2 separate regions of the Homo sapiens genome follow, and region 2 is linked to region 1. Evidence: chromatin loops called from intact Hi-C (ENCODE). Cell type or tissue: prostate gland. All regions are shown on one strand. Links, peaks and the distances in the headings refer to the core of each region. The heading gives the core; the rest is flanking DNA. Region 1 has its middle 340 kb from the start of DYSF. Region 2 overlaps CYP26B1 (cytochrome P450 family 26 subfamily B member 1).

Region 1 (7,890 bases), core at 2,241-4,740:
CTTCCAGAACTGGAGTAGCTTTCTATCCAGAGTCACTGGGTCTTTCTATTTTGCCTACTTAGACTTCCATGACACCCTCAACTTCCCACCTTCATGTTTTCTCTCCTAGAGTTCCTTCTTCCCTCACTTTCAACGATCTCTAAGTACCTTCCCTCTCTGAAGGGATCCCTTCTTTCCATCCGCATCCTCTAGGAATCCTCTCTATTTCTGTTGGGCACATCTTATGAACCTCTTCAGATTCTCTTGAACACTCAGACACTTGCTTCTCCTCAGCTGCTTCCACAGTCAACTGACTCCTTTCATACTTGCACGGTTCTGCCATCTGAGGTTGACCAGCTGCCCTGCCAGAACCGCAGACTCCTGCTGCATTTTAGACTTGGAAGAAGGAACAATATATATGGTGTGGGATCTAGCTTCCTAAGCCACTGCTGAAGGGGCCAAGTGATACAATCAGGGAGTTCAGGTGAGTGCCCTATAAGAGTAATTTCAAAAGAGAAAAGATGGAAGAGAACTTTAGATAAAATTCTCCCTCCTTTTCCCTTCTAATTGTTGGTTCCAAGGGCAAATGTTTTCTGAACAGCTTGTCCAGAGATATCCTTCCTGGCTGATGGGATGCATCTACATCTTGGACAGCGGTGTCTCTTTGCAACTTGTCAGAAAGCAACAGCCAGTGCAATAACATATCATCTTGCATTGTTCCCTACCCTTTACTGCCTCACTTCTACCTTGTTTCACTTTTGCTTCCATGGGTTTCCACTTCCAAAATAAAGCATTCACACTTAAGCACTGCTGCAGTCTCTATTTTCTAGGGAAACCAAAGATATCATCTTGAAGGAGTTCACAGCGAGAGATGTCTTGGGAGGAAGTCTAGGACTTCCACCCAAGTCACTTAGCCCTAGGTCACTTAGCCCTAGTGTCTAACTGAGAACAGCACACAACTGAGTAACTGTGCCTTTCGCAAGAGAAGACTCAGAATTGACAAAGATAGTTTGTGTTGTTAATGGGAGTAGGGGTGGTAGGACATCCCTTCCCCATGAAAAAGCTAGTAGCCCATTTCTAGGAGGCCAGGGCTTAGGGATAAGGATCCAGGAACTCATACCCCTATTGTTCTAGCTCCCTGGGAAAAGGATCTCATTTTTTTTCCTTTGTCCTGTCACAGGTGCTCAGATGTAGGTCCAAAGAGTCTTAGCTGTGCTAAATATTAGAACTGCTTTCTCAGCCTTGTGTCTCTGCCATGTGTCTGAGTACATGGACCTGAGACTTCTCAAGTCCAGAGGTTATCTGCTCATCAGACTGGCAGCTCCAGCTGACTAGGACTTTGACTCCTTGATCAGGGGAGGCTAGGTCAAGGAAGGAAAATATGTGAGTCCCCTTAAAATCCAGCCAGGATAGTAGAGGGCAGTCATGAGAACACATGTTCCTCTCTCATCTGATGGTCTCCACTTGCACGAGAGTCCTTCCCCCAGCTGTATCCTAGTCTTCCTCTCCTCACTCCTTCTTCCCAGGGTCATCTCTCATCAAAGAGCTTGCCATTGTCCTCCCCTCAGCCTTCCTTGCCAGAGATTAAGTCATATGCATAGAAATGCAGCCCCTTTTGGCCCTCTGTATGTGTCCATGAAACTGGATGACTGAATTTTCAACATGGTTGGGAGACAGAAAAATGCTAGCAAGTAATCCCACAAAGGAATTTATACAGTGTAAAAATGTTTTCGTTTGGAGAAATTTAAAGCCCCTCCCACTCAAATCACTTTGTATTTGGGTTTCCTGAAATTCCCAGTAAACCAGAAACAGGCCATGTAACACTTCAGTCCTCGTGTTTCAGGACTGAGCCTGAGTACACGTAGTACACATGTCCCTCTCCAGGCCTAGAGAGGAGTGGCAGGTCACTTAGCCCTAGCCTCTAACTGAGAACAGCACCAACTACCAAACCTGTCTCCTGAGTAGCTCTCCTGCCTTTAAAGATATCTGAGTCTAAAACAGAGGCAGGGAAAATATTACTGGCTGCCCATTTCTAGCTGTGGCCCAACCACTCTTTCAGGAAGTCTCCTTGCAGCTGACTCAAACCTTTATGGGTGTAGTTCAAGCTTGTTTCTACCTGACTTTTTACAGTGAATGTTGGAGCCCTGGTGCCATGCTATGTTCATTGGCGCTGGCTTTCAGGGGCACAGCAATATCTACAACACCAGGGCACAGAGTTTAGCCAACTCCTTGGAGATCTGGTTAGCACTGGGTGCTACTTTACATGCAGTGGTCTCAGAGAACTATGCAGGCAGGGCTGGGTTCTTCACTTTACCCTGCTGGGAATGCTCTCACCAGGCATGAGTGACCAGGCCCTCAGTTTCCAGTATTTTCTAAGGCAACTGCTGCTGACATGGGCTGCATCCCTATGGTCATGCAGCATCCCTGGAAGCGGAAACTCTTGTGTTCTTGGATCCATTATGAGATGCAGTCCATCTCCCAATGGTGTTGAATCATAAAATGCAGTATTCAAGACACAGTGAGGTTCTGCAATGCTCCTTCGCTGTTGAAAGCCCCTAGGATCTGATTGGTTTGGGATCAAGGGCAGACACTGGGATTCCTCCATTTGAGCCCTTGTTTCCCTTTTCTTTACTAATGGCTATCTTCAGCATGCAACAAAGACCTACGAACATTTTGTCTTTGCAAGCAAAACAGCAGGGGAAAGGGGATGGATGGAATGGAGCCCCTAATGAGCCTTTATAGTATGTGTGTTATCCTAGAAGGACCTCAAAATGGCCCAGTGATGCAGTCCTAGCCATCCCTATTTAGTCTCAGAGGTGGCCTTGGAAAAAGACCCCTTCTTTCTTTCTGGGAAGGAAGAAGAGGGAGGGAGAGAGGGTAAGGTCTTTGTTATCAGTCAGCCCCGGTTCAGCTCAGCAATGAGTGTTTCTCCAGCCTCCATCCACCTCTTCCCATGCAGGTAGGCTGTTTTATGGCTGTAAGTAGCAGGACATTCCATCTTCAGCTAGACAACATGGTGAGAGAAACTGATGATCTTGTTTTCTAAGAAGGTTCATCAGGGCTCCTGTTGCATGCTTCTGAGATGCTCTTGGCTTGTCCTCATCTGTGTCACGGCTTCATCCTCAGATGCTGCAGGCATTCTACCATCTCATCTAGGCATGGATACGACCAGAGGAAAGCAAAGGACTTGTTTTCCTGTGTCACTGTATCTCTGTCTTGGGTGTGAGAAAATATTTCCTCAAAGCCCCCAACAGACTCTTCTCATATTTCATTCCTAAATTGTTACAGGCAAGAGAATTATCGTGATCAGCTAAATTAGTTCAATCAGCTGAGACTCAGGGACCTCCCAAAGGTGCCTAAGAGGCTGTTCCAAATCCCTCCAGGGGTGTCTTCTCTGAGCTCCACCTGCACCAAACAGTGTTATGGAAAAATAAAGGCTGCCCTCCTGGCACCGTCCTGCCCAAGGGGCTCATAGTCCGAGGGGGTGTAAGACAAAAGTAGCAGAGCTAAGGCAACTGGCAAGGCAAGACCCCACCTCACTCACTCCTCTTCCCAAGCTTCAGCCACTGTGTTCTTTGGAGTCAGACAGGGAAGGCCCTAGGGAGAAAGTGGAGCCTCGGCTGGGCCTACAAGAAGGCATCTAATTGCAGAAAAGAAGCAGAGGCAGACCCAAGGTTGGACACTTGGGGGACAGTGTAGAACTGAGTAGGTTGGGTAGAAAGAGGGGACAATGAGATCAGGAAGGAAAGTGGAGGCAGATCTGAGAGGAAGGAAAGCTTAGTTGCGCTTGGGCAGGTTTCTTCCCTTCCCCAAACCAGAGTCCTCATAAAAGGTCTCCTCTCGGGAGGACATGTGGGGCAAGTGGACAGGAGGAGAAGCTGGGGACCCAAAGGCCAGAACAGGAGAAGAGAGCAGCCCAGAGGCTGGAGATGCCCTGCAGACTGCGCAGAAGCAGAGCTTCTCCTGTCCACCCCTCCTCCAGGGAGCCCCTGGCAGGGAAGGAGGCACCAGCACCCTTGAATTTACCTTCAGGTCCAAATGACAATTACAGTGGAGACAGGAAAACTTGGGAGAGTGTGCCCCCCACTGGTCAATGGGGACAGAACTGACTGCCAATGCAGGGCCCGAGGCCAGACTGGGAAGGCTTTCAGGCCTCCGTTCATCTCCCCCAGGAGCTGCGCAGGCTGGGGGAAGAACAGCAAGCGCCCAGGACATCTGCCTTCTGGGTCCTGGGAGGGACTGTGGGGCCTCTTCTGCTCTGGAATCAGCCTAGGCGCTCCTACTGCTGAGACCCTGGCCTTGCCTCTGCGGTCCGTCAGAGAGCCCAGGACAGACGGCCTCCGTGTCCACATGCCAAGGGCACCTCTCGGGAGTCTCTTTCCTTCCCCTGGCACTAGGATTGGCAAAGTTACAAGGATGCAGGGTTCATAGGGGAGAAGTGGGTCCTTCAGAGGGCAGGAGCCTAGAAGCCCTAAATGATCTTCTGAGGAAGGCATCCCAGTGAGGGGGCTGGGAAGGGCAGACTCCCAAAGATTTCCCAGCCCAGCTGGCTCCAAAAATGAGACTGAAGCTCCAGTCTCTCCCAGCCCAAATGGAGGGAGGGGTCCCTTCCATGCTGTGAGGAGCCTCACAAGGGAGGCTGGAGGTCAGGGTTTTCTGGCCTCTGGATTCCACTCTCCTGGGTGTTCAGGCTTATAAGGAAACCTAGGAGTTGAACGAATTCATTCCTTTCTCATTTACAGGAGAAATCACACCTTTTAAAAAGCTTTCCCCAGACCTTCCTAATACATAATGACGTTCTCCATCACCTCTTTCTTTCTCGCCTGAATCCCTCCCATTGCAGCTTAAACCTCTGGAGAAGAGTGACATGTTAGGCCAAAGGCCACAGAAGAAGAAAATATGACTCCCATCTTTGGGGACCCCCTGTCTGATGGTGCCTGTCCTGAAGAGACTTACTGCTTCTGGGGTAGACTGGTTAGGCCCTCCTCAAAGGAAAGAGTCCTGAAGCAGACAAATATACAAAGTAGAGCAGAAATCATAAACACATTTTATTTCTAAATAATTTTAAGACCACTGGCATTGTAGCAAATTGTAATATATTTCCAGAATCAACTCAAAGAGATTTTTTTTTATAGCAACATATGAAAAATGTCATTTAAATATCCACCAGCAGCTGCACCACATGTTGGGCTCTTAGGAAAACACTTTCATTCCTTTCATCAAAGTCCCTTGATTAATGTTCCACTTTTCTTTGACACTTTTTCCATAGTTTAAGAAAAAATTCAAAGCCTGTACTATTATCTGGAAGAAAATTAAACCGATAAGATTTAATGTCTGCTATATTCTACAGTCATGGCAAAAAAACAAAATATATAGTTTAGGCCCTGGGCCAAATGCAAATGAATATTAAGCAGAGGGTGCATCCCCACTGGAGGCTTTGGGGAGGGGTGGGGCTGGAGGAAGATGGGAGCAGCAAGGGCCTGGATGGGGCACGGGTGGGGAGAGGCCGGTGTGCAGGCTTACAGACCAGCCTGGAGGGAGGCAGGAGTAGGACTGGGCAGAGGTGACTTCCCAGCTGCAGTGTCCCGGAGCAGAGTTGGGAGGTGGGGAGACATGGCCCTGGGGGGACACCAGCAATGCCCGAATGCCACCTGCAGCAGGGCCAGCGACATGGCTGGGATTTTGTGAATGGGACTCAGAGGGAGGCAGCTGATGGGGGCAGAGGAGAGAGAAGGAGAGAACGGGAAGGAGGGAGGAGAATGCAGCAAGCTAGAAACTGCGCCAGTGGGAAGGCTGGGCAGATGGAGTGAGGGGAAATCGCAGCATGTCTGGCACGACAGCTGATGCCATAATTTAAAGGTCAACTCAGTGGAAAAGGAAGAGAAAAGGGGGGAGGGGGTGGTGTTGGAATGACTTTGCCTCCACAGTATGGCTCTTAACCCCTCCCATTCCGGTGCAGCTCGACTTGGCCTTTTCAGCCACTGGACGGTGCTTGTCCTCTCGACTTGATATCCTCTAAGTTCTGGGGACCCCCTCTCCCCTGCAGTATGGGCTCTGCAGGTCAGCAGACCTGGCTCTGCATCCTGCCTCCTCTTGTTACATCAGAGTAGAAGCAGCTTAACCACCCTAAGCCTCAGTTTCTTCATTCACAAAATGGGGATGGTAACACCTCACCTCCCTGGGGTTTACTGTACAAGTTCAATTGCATAACAGGGCAGAGGCTGGACGAACTCACTTAAAAATTCAAATCTTTCTGGGCTTCCCTAAAAGAAGTAGCTTTAATTTACCTTTGAGAAAAAAAAAAAAGTCCCTTTGTTCTAGGAAAACCACCATTTGGACAAATGAAACCTGGCAGCCATATTTTGTCCCAAGGCATCCTTTGAAGGCAGCTGGTCACCCTTGGACTAAAAGCTGTGAGGTGACATTGCCTCACTTCCTGCCTTCCCATTGTCTGTCCCCAGTCCTCAGTCCCCAGTTCTTTTAATACACAGGTATATCTTTTAGCAGTCTCTCTCTCTCTCTCCCACTCTCGGCTGGCTGGGCTGCTTCTTGGGGAGGAATGTTACTTTTCTCCATATGGATTTGGACTGCCTTGTGCCTATAAATTATGGCAAGTTCTTGGGGAGCTGTGAAGGTTTTTGTTGGAATAGTTATTTGCTAGAGGGCTGAAGAGGAAACCCCAAGGGGTGCAGGAAGGACTTGGAGGCATAGGTTTCAACTCCAGCTGGGGGAGGCCGTGTAAAGTAGCTGGACAGGCCCAGAGACTTCCCACTGTGGTGCTACTTAAGAATGAAAAGCCCAAACTGAATGGAGCTATTACATGCAGGGGCCATGAGACAAGCCCACATGGCCAGTTGTCCCTGGTGGGAGAGAACATAGGACTTGAGCAGGGGTCTTGAGGCCATTCCTATGTTCCCAGGGCTGAGGATGTGGGCCAGGCTTCAGACTCTTGGCTACAGTGCACTGGTCTCATGGACCCAAGGGCTGGCCTGTCCCCACTGGCCCCTCACTTCCCTTCCATTATCTCCAACAGTTTAGTGATTCTCATTTAAAGTCACAGCCTAGAGCCCCATCCAGTTCTACCCACCAAGACATGGCTTTGAAAGGCTTTGGCTGGAAAGGCGGTGAAGGTAGCCATGGTGGTGCGGCTGGTGGCAGGAAAGATGGAGGACCCTCCTTCACAGCCCTCATCACCACTGGGGCCACCTATTGGCAATCATGTTCCAATCCAAGACACAAGGGGAGCTGCACCCCTTCTCCTGGTCTCCCAGCCATGATAAGGGTCCTTCTCCCATGGACTAACAGTGACCAGGACACATCAGCCCCGGGCAGGTTAGATGACAGCAGGGCCCCAGCCTGACAGCAGGCATTGATGACATCGCCTGGCTCCCCGCCCTTCCCGCTGTCTGTCTCCAGTCCATGGTCCCTTTTTCTCCCCTGGTCCTTGGTGAAGGAGAAGGGGCATTTCAGCAGTCTCAGGGACAGCCTGAACTCTACTGTCTGGTCCTGTATGTGCCAGGACTTGGCAGGGTGGCGTGAGAATGTTCAGGAAGAGGTGCTCAAAGAAGGTCACTGCAGGGAGAGGACAGTGGGCCTTGGCCAAGACCTTTGACCTTCTGCCTGGTGGGCGGCACAAGGAAACTCTAACCCAGGGGCCTTTGCTGGCCAAAGGGCCTTTACAAGGGAGCCCCTGGCAAGGAAAGATGAGCCCTTTGTCCACTTGAGGGCTGCAAGGGAACCCTCCAGGAGAGCCGCACAGCTTCATAGTGACCACCAGGGGGACCCTGGGAGAGCTGCCTCTGGAAGAGAGCCTGCAGTGACCCCTGGCCTGACCTGTGGCCCTAGAGCAGGTGACAGAACCTATGATCAAGTAGCAGGCAGTGAGCTCCCTATCACAGCAGGTATGCGATG
Region 2 (2,500 bases), core at 1-2,500, 340 kb before region 1:
GCCCTGCAGAGTCCTCCGAGGGCCGCCGGGTCCCTGCGCGGGCCACACCGGAGAGCGGAGGAAACTCCAACCCCCATCTGTAGTTGCTGCCTCCGGGCACCGACCGCTTACCGCTATAAATAATCTTTGGCCTGCGGCCACCCCGCGGGGTCTCGCCAGCCCGTGGCCCGGAGCCTGGAAATATTTATTCCGAGAGGCTCCCGAGCGCGGGGTGGGGGTGTGGGGGTGGGGGTGGGGGCGGAGACTCCCGCTTCGGGTCCAGCTGTCCGGGATACCTCTTTCCTCTCGAAAGTCATTACCAAAAAACAGCCTCCTGGGGGTGCCCCTGGGCCTCCGCCTCCTTGCATTATTTATTATCCTCTAGGCCCTACTTCGCAGTTCTTGTGCACGCTATGAAAAATAAAACCTGCGTGCTCGTCTGTGTGAGTGTGTTTGGTGGGGAGAGGGGGCAGGTGACTGTACCCCGGGTTGGGGTCCGCCGCCCCTCCCTCGCGGGCCCTCTGCAGAAGTGCACCCTGAGAGAGACCCGGGTGTGGCTCCCGCAGGGTTCTGGCTTCCAGTCGTCGCGGAGGGAGAAGTATGGCAACGTGTTCAAGACGCATTTGTTGGGGCGGCCGCTGATACGCGTGACCGGCGCGGAGAACGTGCGCAAGATCCTCATGGGCGAGCACCACCTCGTGAGCACCGAGTGGCCTCGCAGCACCCGCATGTTGCTGGGCCCCAACACGGTGTCCAATTCCATTGGCGACATCCACCGCAACAAGCGCAAGGTAAGAACTCTGCCCGTTTTCTTCCGCGCAATCCCTCCCCCACCTCGGGGCAAGGAGTTCCTGGAGCCCGGGGAATGTCCCCTACCGAATCTGTGCCCCCCTTTGCACACCATGCTTGAAGACTCCGCAGTTCCCCGCCGACAAGGCCTCGAGTCCGGATCCAGGGCCTGCTCCGGCCTCCTCTTGGTCCCTTTTCTTGCTGGCCGACTGCGTCATGGGCACCCCCAACGGTGGCTTGGAAGAGCTTGAGCGTGCGGGGTCTGGGGTGTCCAAAGCCTGTCCTTGCCTTGCTCCACAGAGCTGGAAAAAGAAGGGGGCGGGACAGTTGGCCGGCGTTCGCCTTTTCGCCACGTTTCCCAGGGAATTCCGAGGACTGGAGACCGATCATTCTAAAATCAAAGCTGTCCTTCCCACCACAGGCTGCTTGAAGGGAGTCGCGGGCAGGCGGCTGCGCGTGGAGGTTGGGGACAGCTTGTGGGCTGCGGTGGCGGGGCCTGGTCAGAGAGGTGCGGCGAGCCTGGGCAGCGGAGCGCACGGGTCTGGGCCGTGGGGGAAGGGCGGGCGGGGGGAGAGCAGGCGAGGCACGAGCGGGGATCAAAGCGCACCCACCCCCCCCCGAAAGAGGAAGGGAAAGTGGGTGTTTATCCCTTGGATTTCCCGAGCGACTGGAGGAGGCGCGGAGGAGGCGCGCACGGGACAGGCCCCCGCCCCTCCCGGCTGCGCTAGGCTCCCAGCGCTGGCGGCACGTGCTGTTTGAACTGCAGTAACCCGAAAGCGGAGCCAGCGGGCGGGCCCTAAGCCGCCGGGAGGGAGGCTGCGCGACCTCTCCCACTCCATTTTTTTCCACTGGGTCAGAGGACTCACCCAGGTTTGAAACCTAAGGAAAGGGAGAGGCAGCCCCCCGTCCCTGAGCGGTGGCAGACCGGGGAGGTGGGGAGGCGGACTCCCTCCGTCAGGGGCCGCATGTGCTGTGGTCTTGGCGAAGGTGGGGAGCGCTCTACTAGCCGACGCATCCTGTAGCACTTGACGTTCTCTGAACAGCCTGTGAAGGGTAATTCTTAACGGCAGACAAAAGAAGGAGCGGTCAAACCGAGGAGACTGGGTTGCATCCCTGCCCCCACCCCCGTTCCCTTATACAGCATGTATTTCAGGAACTGGAAAGGGGCTCCCAAAGTCCTCTCTTCCATCTGCCCCACTCCTAGCTGGAAGCAGTTACCACAGCCTGGGGGCGGCGGGAGAGGAGTTCTGGGGAGTGGCTGGAAGGGGCTGTAGGCTTCAGAATGAAGCCTCGGCTTTTCAAAGTTGCGGGCACTTATTTTTCCCTCAGCCTTTGCGACTCCACCAGAGGCCCATTCCAAAGAGCGAGGAGAGTGGAGACTCGGCTCCAAAAGAGATGGCTGCTTCCTGATCTCTGCTTTACAGAGGCTTTGGCCAGAGGGGTATTATTGTCCCCTTTTCATGGAAGGGGCCACTGAGGCGTAGAGCGGTTGAATGAGACTTGAACCAGGTCAGGAGACAAAGAAAATTTCGGGGAGAGCCTGCAACACTGGACTGCAGCGTCCGTGGGAATAGTCTCTGGGCCCCGGAGGAGAGTCCTCTTCTGTCCTGCATGCCTGGGGCTGCTGGAAGCTGGGGTGGACAGTGAGTGCTAGGAGGAAGGAGGTGTGGCCAGGACCAGAGTGTGAGACCCTGGGGTGCAGAGGGCTTTGGGGTGAGGGCGTTGTCTTGGG

The links. A loop is a pair of places that touch in the nucleus more often than their neighbours do. Peaks named below come from ENCODE experiments on the same cell type or tissue, not always from the same donor. Only the 100,000 strongest peaks of a DNase experiment are listed, where the experiment ranks them.
Region 2: a loop joins it to region 1, with 4 times the contacts of the local background. A loop is called at or near these places in 72 of 110 quality-filtered maps.

The regions. Positions count from the first base shown.
Region 1 is chr2:71,798,385-71,806,274 of GRCh38, reverse strand. No RefSeq gene overlaps it. Among named protein-coding and RNA genes, the nearest start is that of DYSF, 340 kb to the right of the region's middle. In prostate gland, for the core only: no CTCF peak of the experiment used is centred there; no DNase peak of the experiment used is centred there.
Region 2 is chr2:72,142,259-72,144,758 of GRCh38, reverse strand. It overlaps CYP26B1 (cytochrome P450 family 26 subfamily B member 1), which reads left to right. Exons shown (of 6, transcript NM_019885.4): 2 at 546-770. Among named protein-coding and RNA genes, the nearest start is that of CYP26B1, 4.4 kb to the left of the region's middle. In prostate gland, for the core only: no CTCF peak of the experiment used is centred there; a DNase peak (open chromatin) is centred at 1,508; H3K4me3 peaks cover 742 bases.